Linked DNA regions of Homo sapiens: region 2 is linked to region 1. A link is a contact called in ENCODE Hi-C data. All regions are on one chromosome and are shown on one strand. The core of a region is the stretch at or near the end of the contact, and the rest is flanking DNA. Distances in the headings are between cores, read along the strand shown. Region 1 has its middle 290 kb from the start of LINC01985. Region 2 has its middle 180 kb from the start of LINC01985.

What was found. Hi-C counts contacts between places; a loop is a spot of excess contacts on that map. Pooled maps may share reads with other maps.
Region 2: a map of endothelial cell of umbilical vein shows a loop between it and region 1 (4-fold over the local background). The contact joins two enhancer-like sites. A Hi-C loop is called at or near these places in 7 of 168 maps with a recorded cell type or tissue (cardiac septum, endothelial cell of umbilical vein, heart left ventricle and 2 more) and 9 of 50 pooled maps.

The regions. Positions count from the first base shown.
Region 1 is chr3:30,224,701-30,230,416 of GRCh38, forward strand. No RefSeq gene overlaps it. Among named protein-coding and RNA genes, the nearest start is that of LINC01985, 290 kb to the right of the region's middle. Within about 2 kb of position 3,416, at least 6 of the 41 ENCODE cell types and tissues checked have a DNase peak (open chromatin) inside an H3K27ac peak, as active enhancers do; they include endothelial cell of umbilical vein, where a contact is called at or near this core.
Region 2 is chr3:30,340,180-30,345,895 of GRCh38, forward strand. No RefSeq gene overlaps it. Among named protein-coding and RNA genes, the nearest start is that of LINC01985, 180 kb to the right of the region's middle. RefSeq lists an enhancer at 1,924-3,123. Within about 2 kb of position 2,297, at least 13 of the 41 ENCODE cell types and tissues checked have a DNase peak (open chromatin) inside an H3K27ac peak, as active enhancers do; they include endothelial cell of umbilical vein, where a contact is called at or near this core.

The DNA of each region.
Region 1 (5,716 bases), core at 2,166-4,665:
CACTATCCTTATATTCTCTTAAGTTGTACCTGTGTCCATTTACACTTTTACTCTTTTGTAATTATTGTAAGTGTACATAAGCATTTTCATTTACCAGCAGAGGAAACGGATCCTCAGAGATGGTAAAAGTGGCAAGTGCAGCAACACATACTTATCAATGGGTGATTGGTTTATTTTGGACTGCATGTTCTCACATGCTCACTCTGTTTTATCAGAGCACTTTTTCTTGACTCAACTAAAATGCCAAGAGCAGCCAGACAGTCAAATAGAAATATTTGATTATTTGACTGTTAATATTTTCTTTCATGGCCTAAGTGTTAATGACACCACAGATGAAACTGGAAAACTATTTGCCTGGGTTTTGGATGGTATTCAGTATTCTCAGCCCTGTGATGATGAAGGTAATGTGGGAAAGTTGAGGTGTGAGTGCAGTCCTGCTAATTAGATGCAGTCTGGATACTGGAATGTGATTGAGTACCGTTGACATACACATCACATCACTGATACCGTACTTGCCATCTCCTTTTCTTTCAGCTCTTAGATATGTCTTGGCAAATTATCAGTGCTGAAAAGAAGCATTTGAAAGCCAAAAGGAAGCTCAAGTGCAACAATATGGATTTAAGGAATCTGAAATGGCAACCACAAAGAAATTCTTCTAACAGTTTTTGAAGCTTGTTATTTCTTTAGCAACATGTCCTTCTTGTAGCCTTTGTGAGATCAAAAGAAGTATTAAAATCAAAGAGGCTTCCTCGATGTTTTATAGGGACTTATCACATAAAATGTGTTTTAGAATGGCAATGACGGACTTTTCCAGTTACTCAGAGATAAAAAAGATGCTCCAATGTCAAATGGAAAGCTGGAAAGAGAATTTAGGGCACTCAGAAAATTTCACTCTCTGCCTTCTACATAAGCCTGCCTAGTGAAAAGCTAGAAGGCAGAAACATGATGGAAGACACACCAGTGTGTCGTCCCCTGAGCCCCAGATCATACTTTGGTTGTCTTATATTTGCAGGCTATTCCAAGAGATGGTTAGATCCCAGGCTGACTCTCTGGAGTGAGTACATTATAGCATGATTGTGAAGAATGTGAGTTTTTGACCCAGCTCGGTTGCTTATGAGCTCTGTGACCTGGGGCAAGTTTTATATCCTCTGTTTTCTTCCCACATATAAAATGGCTGTCACCTACTTAATTGCCATTCCTATCCCCCATCTTAGTTGGGAGAGCCTTGCTCCCACTCAACAGATTGACAGTGCTGTTATTCACTTTACCAGCTTCCTTTGCACTGAGAACCTGAGCATGATTCAGTCCAGTGAAATCTAGTGAGATCTCAGGGAAAGGCGCTTAGAGACATCTAAGATGTGAGAGGAAACTCTCCTTTTCTTTGCCAGTCACTGTAATCCCATGATGATGTAGCCACCTGGTAACTATGATAGATAACGGTGAGAAGGAAGCAAATATAAAAACGGTGACTTATTGGAGAGTTGTAAAGACCCTAGATTCTTTTGTTTTTCTTCTATTTATTTTATTTTATTTTATTTTCCCCCCACTCCCCTAAATTCTTAATGACATTCATAAATTACTGCACCAGCTCTGGCATATTCCCCTCTCCTGTCATCTTCTTCTTCTTATAAGAGACAATAATGGTCCTTAATGTTACACCAGTTTTAGCTAGGTCTTCTGTAACTATAGCTGAAAAGATTATAAGAGATACAGTAATTATTACTTACCCAGTTGTTGTGAGGGTTAAAGAATATAATGCATCTGAAATACAATACATTCAAATACAAGTCTTGACATATGTACATATAGCTCTAGATAAATAATGGATGATCTTTATACTAAAAAAAGCTATTTCTCAAGTCTGATCATTGCCCACCTCCATTAATATTGGCTTTGTTTTGTGTCTCACTCTATTGCAACTTGTCAGGATCACCTCTATCTTAAGATTTCATGAGGTTGACATGACCAGATTTTGTTTTTCTTTACATGCACCAGTATTTCTTCATCCACCATTGCCCAGTGCACAGCTAGAGTAACCTAAACTTTATTTAGTTTCACTTCCGTCCCACATACTGGTAAAAGTGACAACAATTTTCCAGTGATCTTGAGACATCTTCCAGAGTGTCTCACGTGTGCTTCCCGAAAAGTCCTGGCCCTTCTCAATGTCGACTGCCAAGACCTCAGCTGCTGATAAGCAGCCGGGAAATAATTGCCTATGTTACCCACTATGGTCACCTCCCTCTTGGCAATGCCACCTCTGCTGGTGGCCCTGCCTGTACCAAACACCTCTGCTGGAATGCTCAGCATGTCAAAGTGGTACACGGTGGGTTACTCAGGATGCTAAAGCCACGACTATTTTGTGCACAAATGTGGGCTTCATGTTTCTCCCTATTTTGTGTCACATTTAGACATATGAATCTCAAAATAGTTTTACTAAGAGCCCAACATCTTAAGGAATTTTAATTAAAATAAACGTTAAGACCTTTATTTTTTGGCTTTTCTCCACCTGCTAGCCCTTTCACTTTTCTAGACTTAAACCCCTTTTCTAGACTTAATTCTGGGCCTAGGAACAGGAGAGGCAATCATCATATCTCATATAGAGTTTTCTCTTCATGTCTATTAACTAAGGATTGGCTGGTGGACCAAATTTGTCTGCTTGCTTGCTCTCTCTCCTCTAATTTCCCACAGGCAAATATAATTTGGGCCACCTTTACAACCAAACTTCTAGTTATTTTCAGATTCATGTGAAACCCAACCCTGCACAAATCTTGGGTTTAATTTGGGATCTTCATTCTGCTTTCACCAACTACCTAAAACCATCAAGCAGGAAGACCTGTCATAAAATTTTTTCCCACCTTTTGTCATTGAGGACATATTTTATCAATTCAGGCTAAAGATAATATTACTTTGCCCTCAAACTTCAGAGTGTTTTACTCCAAATGATAATAAACTCTAGAGACATACTTAATTCAATGCTTAAAAACCTAAGTGTCCTAAAGTGACCCAAGGGTTGGCCTAAATCCATCACACTGCAGGACAAAAGGAAATTCTTGTTATTTGATCTTTTGTGAAAACAGAGCAGCTGATCTACCATTCCTCTCTAACTTAGCATCACTTTTTGAGCAAATGAAAAGTTATCTATCAAACTTCTGTTTTTCTTCAGAGTTTAAAATTCTAGAGACTGGAACCATTTTCTACCTTCATCATTTTAACTTTCCAAGAAGTCTGTTTAGTGACTTTTCTTTGAAATGTCTTCATGCCCTTACATGCCTCCTGATCAGATAAAGGGACTCCACTTGCTTTGATCTTTCTTTGTAAGTCCTACTTTCTTCTGCTTTTATAGTCATCATTGTCCTCTTCCTGCACCTTCTCTAGTATTTCTGTTCTGAGTATAACTGATTGCGAAAATCTTATGTTTATCTTCCTCATGAAGGGTCAGCCAATGCCAATAAAAGCAAAAATTATCTTCATGAGGAAATGACTAAGCAATAACTTAGTAGCTTCTCATATCTTTCGACCAGACAACATTTCAACTCTCAGAAGAAAACTTGGTGGGGATATGCATGCAGGAACCATTCTTAAAAAAAAAAAATCTATTGTGTAACAAAATTAACTCTGGACTCATATAGGTTCAAAGCCCTAAGAAAAAAATTAAAGCAAAAAATCTCTAGGGCATTTTCAAAATCACTCACAGAGCAAACTCTCCTTAGAATAGTTGTCTTTATGGCCAGGATTGGGTCTATAATCCCAGTACTGTGGGAGGCCGAGGCAGGCAGATAGGTTGAGCCTAGGAGTTTGACACCAGCCTGGGCAACATAGGAAGACCCCATCACTACCAAAAAAAAAAAAAAAAAAAAAAATTATCTGAGCATGGTGGTGTGTGCCTTTAGTACCAGTAACTCAGGAGGCTGAGGTGTGAGAATCGCTTGAGCCCGGGAGGCAGAGGTTGCAGTGAGTTGAGATCACACCACTGCTCTCCAGCCTGGGAAACAGAGTGAGACCTAGTCTCAGATAAATAAATAAATAAATAAATAGTTGATGTTTTATAACATATTTCTCTTGCTGTACAGTTGGCTTTCTCTTATTGCCACAGAGTGATTTGATTGTGACAATTAAGTTACATATTCTACAGAACTGGTTTGTAGAAATAAATGAATAGGAGCAGTAAAAGAAAGAAATAGTAACATTGGAATAGCCAAGAAAGTTATACATGTAAAGATGGGTTGGGTGTTGGTTAAGCAACCATGTGAAGTCCAGACATTTGGAGATTAGTCAATAGGATAAAATTTTCATATCAAAACACTTTTCATAAAATTTCAGGGCTTTTCTGCTAAACTGAAGATCCAATAGGAAGGGATACCCACTACTCAATTTTTTTTCCTTCTTTCTGTGATCTCAAGTTTAACTGAAGTGGAAACATTAAGAAGGAACAAGCTTATAAACAAAACAGGCAATGACCTCTAGAAACAGTGGAACTTAAATATGCAAATTCCATGAGCTGTTCCCACAGGAAAGCGACTTTGCATCAAAATAAAGAAAATTTATGATGAATATGGGATGCTGTAAATTTGGGATGGATAACTGGTTTCAATAGAATTAAATTATTAACAGCAAGATTACCTATTCAAATTATAAAATTATATTTATTCAAGCCTATTTATGGGGATATTCATGAAATATGGAATTAAATATATTTTTACATAAACTAAACTAAAAACAGAAGCCTACCTATCATCAAATGGTATCTCACTGTCATATTATTGGAACATAGGTTCTAGCAGCTAAGGTATTTTTTTGTATTTATATATTAAATAATTCATAAATCTTTGTTTTGTTTTGTTTTGTTTTTGAGATGGAGTCTCGCTCTGTCACCCAGACTAGAGTGCAATGGCGTGATCTCGGCTCACTGCAACCTTCGCCTCCCAGGTTCAAGCAATTCTCCTGCTTCAGCCTCCTGAGTAGCTGGGACTACAGGCACCCGCCACCATTCCCGGCTAATTTTTGTATTTTTGGTAGAGACAGGGTTTCATCATATTGGCCAGGCTGGTCTCGAACTCTTGACCTTGTGATCCGCCCGCCTTGGCTGCCCAAAATGCTGGGATTACAGGCATGAGCCACTGCACCGGGCCTAATAATTAATAAATCTTATAAAATGTTTTAGATCAACATCTTATTCCTTGATTAATTTCTATGAATAAGAGAAAGGACTAGCATTGTTAACCATGTTTAAAACTGGAAATACCAAACCTCAGAGAGACTATGCAATTGTCCAATGTTACTATAACTTAAGTCAGCCAAGGGAACTGAAGCTAATTCCAGATGTACCAACTATTCAGTTAAAAAACAAAAACAAAAACATGAACCTAGCCCCATTAAAATGTAAGTTTTACCATTTTGTAAAAATTCACATTTTCAATAAAAGACTTACTCTCATAGATCTTTTGATATATCATTTTTGTTTAGACCAACAGTGCTGCACTCACACAAACACCTTCCCATTTCAACTTATTCATCTGAGAAGAATATCTCAACCAAAAGCCAGTCAAATTTGAAAAGGCAGAGAGAAAAGGCATAATCAAGGAAGAATTTTATATTTTGTCAATATTTTTTAAGCACTAAGGAATAGCTTTAGTTGCTGAAATAATAAAAAATAATAAATGATCACAGAGACTAAACAAGAACAGGTGATTCCTTTACTGTTTAAAGAGATCAGAAA
Region 2 (5,716 bases), core at 1,047-3,546, 110 kb after region 1:
TTACTCTTTGAAACTGAACTACATAGCATTAAAATTTCAACAAGGACCACTGAACAACAAAAAAAATCCTTTAATACTTCATATTTTAAAAATATGCCGAACATGATATTTAGGTACTTTAATAATCTTTGCCACCAATTACTTTAAAGTTTATTTGTCACACATATCACATAAACTACCAAGCTCATTGTACTTATTTTCTAAATTCAATAAAATTGATGACGTAGCCAGTGAGCACAAAGATATGAAGTTGTAATAAGTTATCAGTGCTGCACACAACTACAGCACCAATCTAGACTAATGATCAGTTGAGTCATGTCACCTTTGCTTGGACAGAACTACATTTTGCTATAAGTCGCCAAAACAATTTTTATACAAAAAAAAATGCAAAACCCTAATCTCTTCCAAGCTTTATGCTTTCACCACTCTACCTCTTCCCAGAATACACAGGTTCTAAGTGAATCCACCAGAAGTCAGTTTGTTGAGTGGGCAACATGCCTAAAGCCAATTAGTTGAAAGTCTAATTCACCAAATGACTGATTCATCAAATTTACTTATACCTTTCTACTACATAGTTGTGGCTCATGAATTTTTATTTTGCCCTAATTATAGCACTTTAAGGAATGTTTGGTTTGTTTCTGTGACAGTCCGCACTGTTCCAGCTGGAGCTATAGAACAAAGAAAAGAGGAGGCTGAGGAAAGAGAGAGCAGAGAAAGGGGAATTGAAAAATAGGTGAGCTGAGAAACGGATGAGCTTCAGGGTAGAAGAGACAGATACTACAGAGGGTATGAAAGATATAATTGTAAGACTATATTCTCAAACACAGAGCATTCTTTTGAATTTATTGTTTTTAGAATATATTATTAATCCTGCAAGTGGACAATTGTTACAGTTCTTGATATCCAAGAAAAATAGTGCAAAATGTAAATTCATTGAATATATGTGAAGAATTCTTATCAACACAATCGCATCATGCAAAATAGTATATTCATAGCATATTTATTGCATTTTTATATTCCATGATTATTCAGGTGAAATATCTTCTTAAGTCCCAACTCTCTTGTGTCTTTGCCTCTCATCCTGTCATTCTCCAGCTGCTAATAGCAGGAAGCAGTGGCAGACATATTGAAGATCCCTTAGCAGCTTGTCATGAAAGGGAAAGTAAAATGTTGTCCATCAAAAATAGTTTTTGAAAATGGGAGTTTGGTAAATTGACCAATAAACACATTTGCCTTCGGCAAGATAGTAACTCAGTTAATTGATATCTGGAAATTGGCCTGCTTCTGGATTTGCAAAAAGAGATAATAATGGATGAGTTAAGAGGAAAGCTAAAAAAAACTGGAGACAATGTTACATATTCTTCCATCTACTTTCATAAGGTAAAGGCTTAGGCAAACAATTTTCAGGTATATACCTTTTGTATTTTAAGTGTCCATGCCATTGTACAGGATCTAATACAGTGTCAACAAATATTTCACCCTCTATCATCTTGACCCCGGCTTTCTTTCTCATTCGCCCATCACTTAACCACACTACTCCTTCCTGCTTTTATGCACTCCTTAGTCTTTATACTTTTTTCCCTATGTGATTAATAAAAAATATAATTGCCATCATAAGTCTCCCAACTGTATCAGCACATAAGTGTGAAGAGATGTTCTTTCCTAAAAATTCATCAGAAAAAATAAGAAAACATATAATTCAACGACCAGCAAGACATGCCTAGACCCAGACTGAAGATCATATAACTAAAGCATGTGTCAGTGAGAAAGAGCACTGAGTGAACTGAAAGGAAATATTGATGATGCTGACCTTGGATCAAGGGTGCCCTTCCACTGTCTCCATCTGTGTGGTCCTGGAGGCAGGTCTAATTATCTTGTGCAGATGAAAGAATTAGGATGTCATAACCTGACTCATGGAAAATCTGCATACTAGATTTGATTGCTTCTGCTCTTCTATGTTTATACAACAAAGTTACTAAATGTAATTTGGCTAATATAATTTTTGTCTTATGTAAGTTATATAAGCCTCTTAACAATATGTCTCTTTCTACAAATTCTGTTTTATAATCATTCTCAGAACAACCACAGCTACCATTTTTACTTCATCTTGCCTCTATATGTGTTTGTGTATATATTAGACTATTTTGCCTTTAAACTATGTTATAAGGTAGATATCTTCATTTCTCATAATCAAATCTCAACCTGCAAATAATACACTTAGGATATCTCAGCTGAACTAAAACTTTGGACCAGCCTGTTTCACTCCAAAGCCTTTGGGGCTCAAGCTTCGCATGGTACAATCCTCTGAGTCTGAGTCACTGGTGAGTCACTTTTGGAAGTTGACAAGACCAGGTAGCTGAGCCAGATTCTGAATTATGAAAAATCCAGGCTTCATCAAACAGTCTTTCCTGGGCATAATAGAGCAATGTGTCATAATCACATCAACTGCATGTACCTTCTTGTGTTTCGTATCATTTTGAAAGACAAATTATCGTATAAGAATCATATCCATGTGCTTAATATTTTTGATATACATATATATATATAGAGAGAGAGAGAGAGAGAGAAGGAAAAAAAAGCCTGATATCACTTTTTATCCACAGGATACCTACTAACTTCTCAAAAAGCGACAGCAGTCTTACCTAAACATGAAAGATATGCTAATAAAGTGACCTAGACCCTGGAGAAAAAACGGGGGAGAGTCAGCAACTGATTTTGCCTGAGGGCAAGAGATTATGTCCTGCCCCCAAACAAAATAAATAAATAAAGCCAACCCAAAACTGACAAGCAGAAAAGCCAGAATGAAGACAAGGATTCTAAAGTAGACCGAAGTAAACATCAAGATGACAGTCAAATGCAAAAATAAAACAAAGCAAGACTAGAGTCAGACCAGAAATAGATGTAGGATTAAAACATGAGAACAATCTTAATTTTTTTTCAACTATAAAGGCTTCCTTTTTTTTCCCTAATATCATAAATCACCATCTCTCACAATTAGTGAATCATTAAGCCAATAGTTGAACCTCTTGGGTGGGAGATTAGGAAGCAAGGAAGACAGATAAAGGGCCGACTTCTTTCTCAGTGAAGAGAGAGAAGGCTTCACAATAGAAACCTTGATAGGTACATATGATAATTCTCAGAATATTTAGTTTATCAAAACATCCTGTTCTTTGGTAAAATAGGGCTTTCCTGACAGAAATATTCCTGACCTTGGGAAAGTATTTATGATTGTTATGTACAAAAGGATGTGTTTTTGTGTTTGCATCTGTGAAATGAGAGCAATGAATGATGCTAGGAAATTGTGGGAACACAATTCATTTGTGGGAGCGCTTCCGATATTTTAAACAGCTCAAGTTGGCATTAGAGGGTAACATGAGAATTTACCTTAAAACCACTTAAGTCTTAACAAAAGAAGAATAACAATTAATATAGGAAAAGGAATTTTTTTGGAACACAGGAAACTGAGTCAGAGAAAAATCCGGGCCTCAGCTTCCAGGTCCCAATTTTGGTATGAATGAGGTCATTAGGAAGCAAAGGCACTATGAATGGCAAACTTTCACTTGAAATAAAGGTAGTAATGGGATGGGGGAATGCAGCCCTGCATATTTCAACTAACAATCCACTGGTTCTTAACAACTTTAAAATAAAATAAAATAAAAATAAGCTAGCAAAATATTCAATAAACTAAGTCATGTAAGGGCATGGTCTTAAACTACAGTAGGATCAAAATAATCCTCCAAACATTCTTTGGGCAGGAAATGAAGAAACAAATGCATGAAAGCAGATATGATTTGGGGACTTACAAGATCAGATTTATAAGTGCATCACAAGATGTGAACCTTTCTGGATATGTACTGACTGTGACTCAATTCTATTTAATTGAAAATGGGAAGTTAAATTTTAATGTGCATTTGATAGTATAAACCACAAACCCTTGGCACAGAAAAATTCTTACCTGGTGCCGTAGGAGGGTGGTTAGGTCAGTAGAAAAAAAAAATGGCAATTTCTTTATAATGATTTTGTTTTATACTTAAGTTACCTGAAATATATTATTTCTGTATTGAGCCAATAGGTATTGAGCCAATTATCATTCATAATTATCATTCATTTTTTGGTAACTATAAGTGCTTTTGTTGTTGGTAGTATAAGAGGGCATTGGCCTCTTTGCTGTCTCATAACCAGGTTGCAATAAAAGTGAGTCTAAGACCAAATTCTGTCACTATGCAAACATTTGTTACCAAATAGGTATAATGAAAGCTTATAGCCTGGTGAGTAAACTTGAGAAGTGACAGCTCTATGTTCTCTTAAGTGCTCTGAGGGCACACACAGAAAAGGTCCACTCAGGGTAAATGCAACAATGTTTTCCTGGCAGGAGCCAGCCAACCTTCTAGTGGCAGTCAGACAATAAAGAGTCCCAGGAAGCTAAGGCTGTACATGCACCATTTTGGAATCTAAATCTAATGTTCCACTCCGAAGCCTACCATCTATGTTTATTAGATGCTTGTACTCTATTCATAAGGTGTAGAATAAAGCCAACTAATGCAAAATTATTTATACCATACCATCTCTTTTGAAGTTTTTAAAAATGGCATAAACTTTTAAAGTTACAAACAACCCAGGAAACAACCCAAACGTCCAACAACAAGAAAACAGAAAAATAAATATAATATATTGGCATAAAGGAATATCTCAGGAATAAAAAGAAATAAGTGGCCTGACCTGAGATCTACATCTGCAACAACATGGATGAATCACACACACATTATATTGAGCTTGAAAATCCAGAAAAAAAGAGTACTTACTGTTTGATTCTACCTATATGAAAGTTCAAGAATAGGCAGACTCATTTATGGAATAAAAATCAGAATAGTGGTCGACTATGGAGGTGGGGGCATAGACTGGAAAGACATTCAAGGGAACATTCTAGGGTGATGGTAATGCTCTATATCTTAACTGGGGTGTTACTCTTCAAATTATATATAATATATATATATATATATATACACACACACATATACACAACACATATACACATGTATGTGTATATATTTATATATCTTATTAGTACATACGCTAATCACACTCAACTCTTAAGAATATTGTATGCAATTACATCTTGTTTAAAAATTACTACCAAAATAACACATATCTACTCCCTAAAGTAAAGTCTCAAGATAGCTCAGAGGTTCCAGTGCTATTAAGAAAGAGAGTGTTCATTTGGTCCCTGGGAAATGATAGTAAAAGTTCCCATCCTTTTATAAGCAGTTCTAATGTGTCAGGCACTATGTTAGTTAATTGCTTTTCATAATTCACATCACTGAATTCTATCAACAACTCTATGAAGATTGAATTATCATTATTCTGATTTTATCACTGATGATGCTGATGCCAGAGAGATTGGTTGTTTTGTCCAGTATCACTGTCTAGTAGTTACAGTGTTGGTCATCAGGCCTGGTGTCTTTGTTGAACTCCAGAGTTTCCTTGCTTCAACCTCAGGCCAAGGCTGTTTACCCAGTAACATCATCAGAGCTCTTCATGACTTCTAAGATGGCGAAAGCAAGAAGAGGAAACTGTTAGAGAAAAATTACTAAAAAGTAAACCAAGAGATGAAGTAAAGGGCAGAGGTAGAAAAGAATGATATTGATTTCCTGGGACAGAGACTTATAAAATGTATTCTCTTCAATGAGGGCCCAGAAGTATTTAATTACTGTCAGCC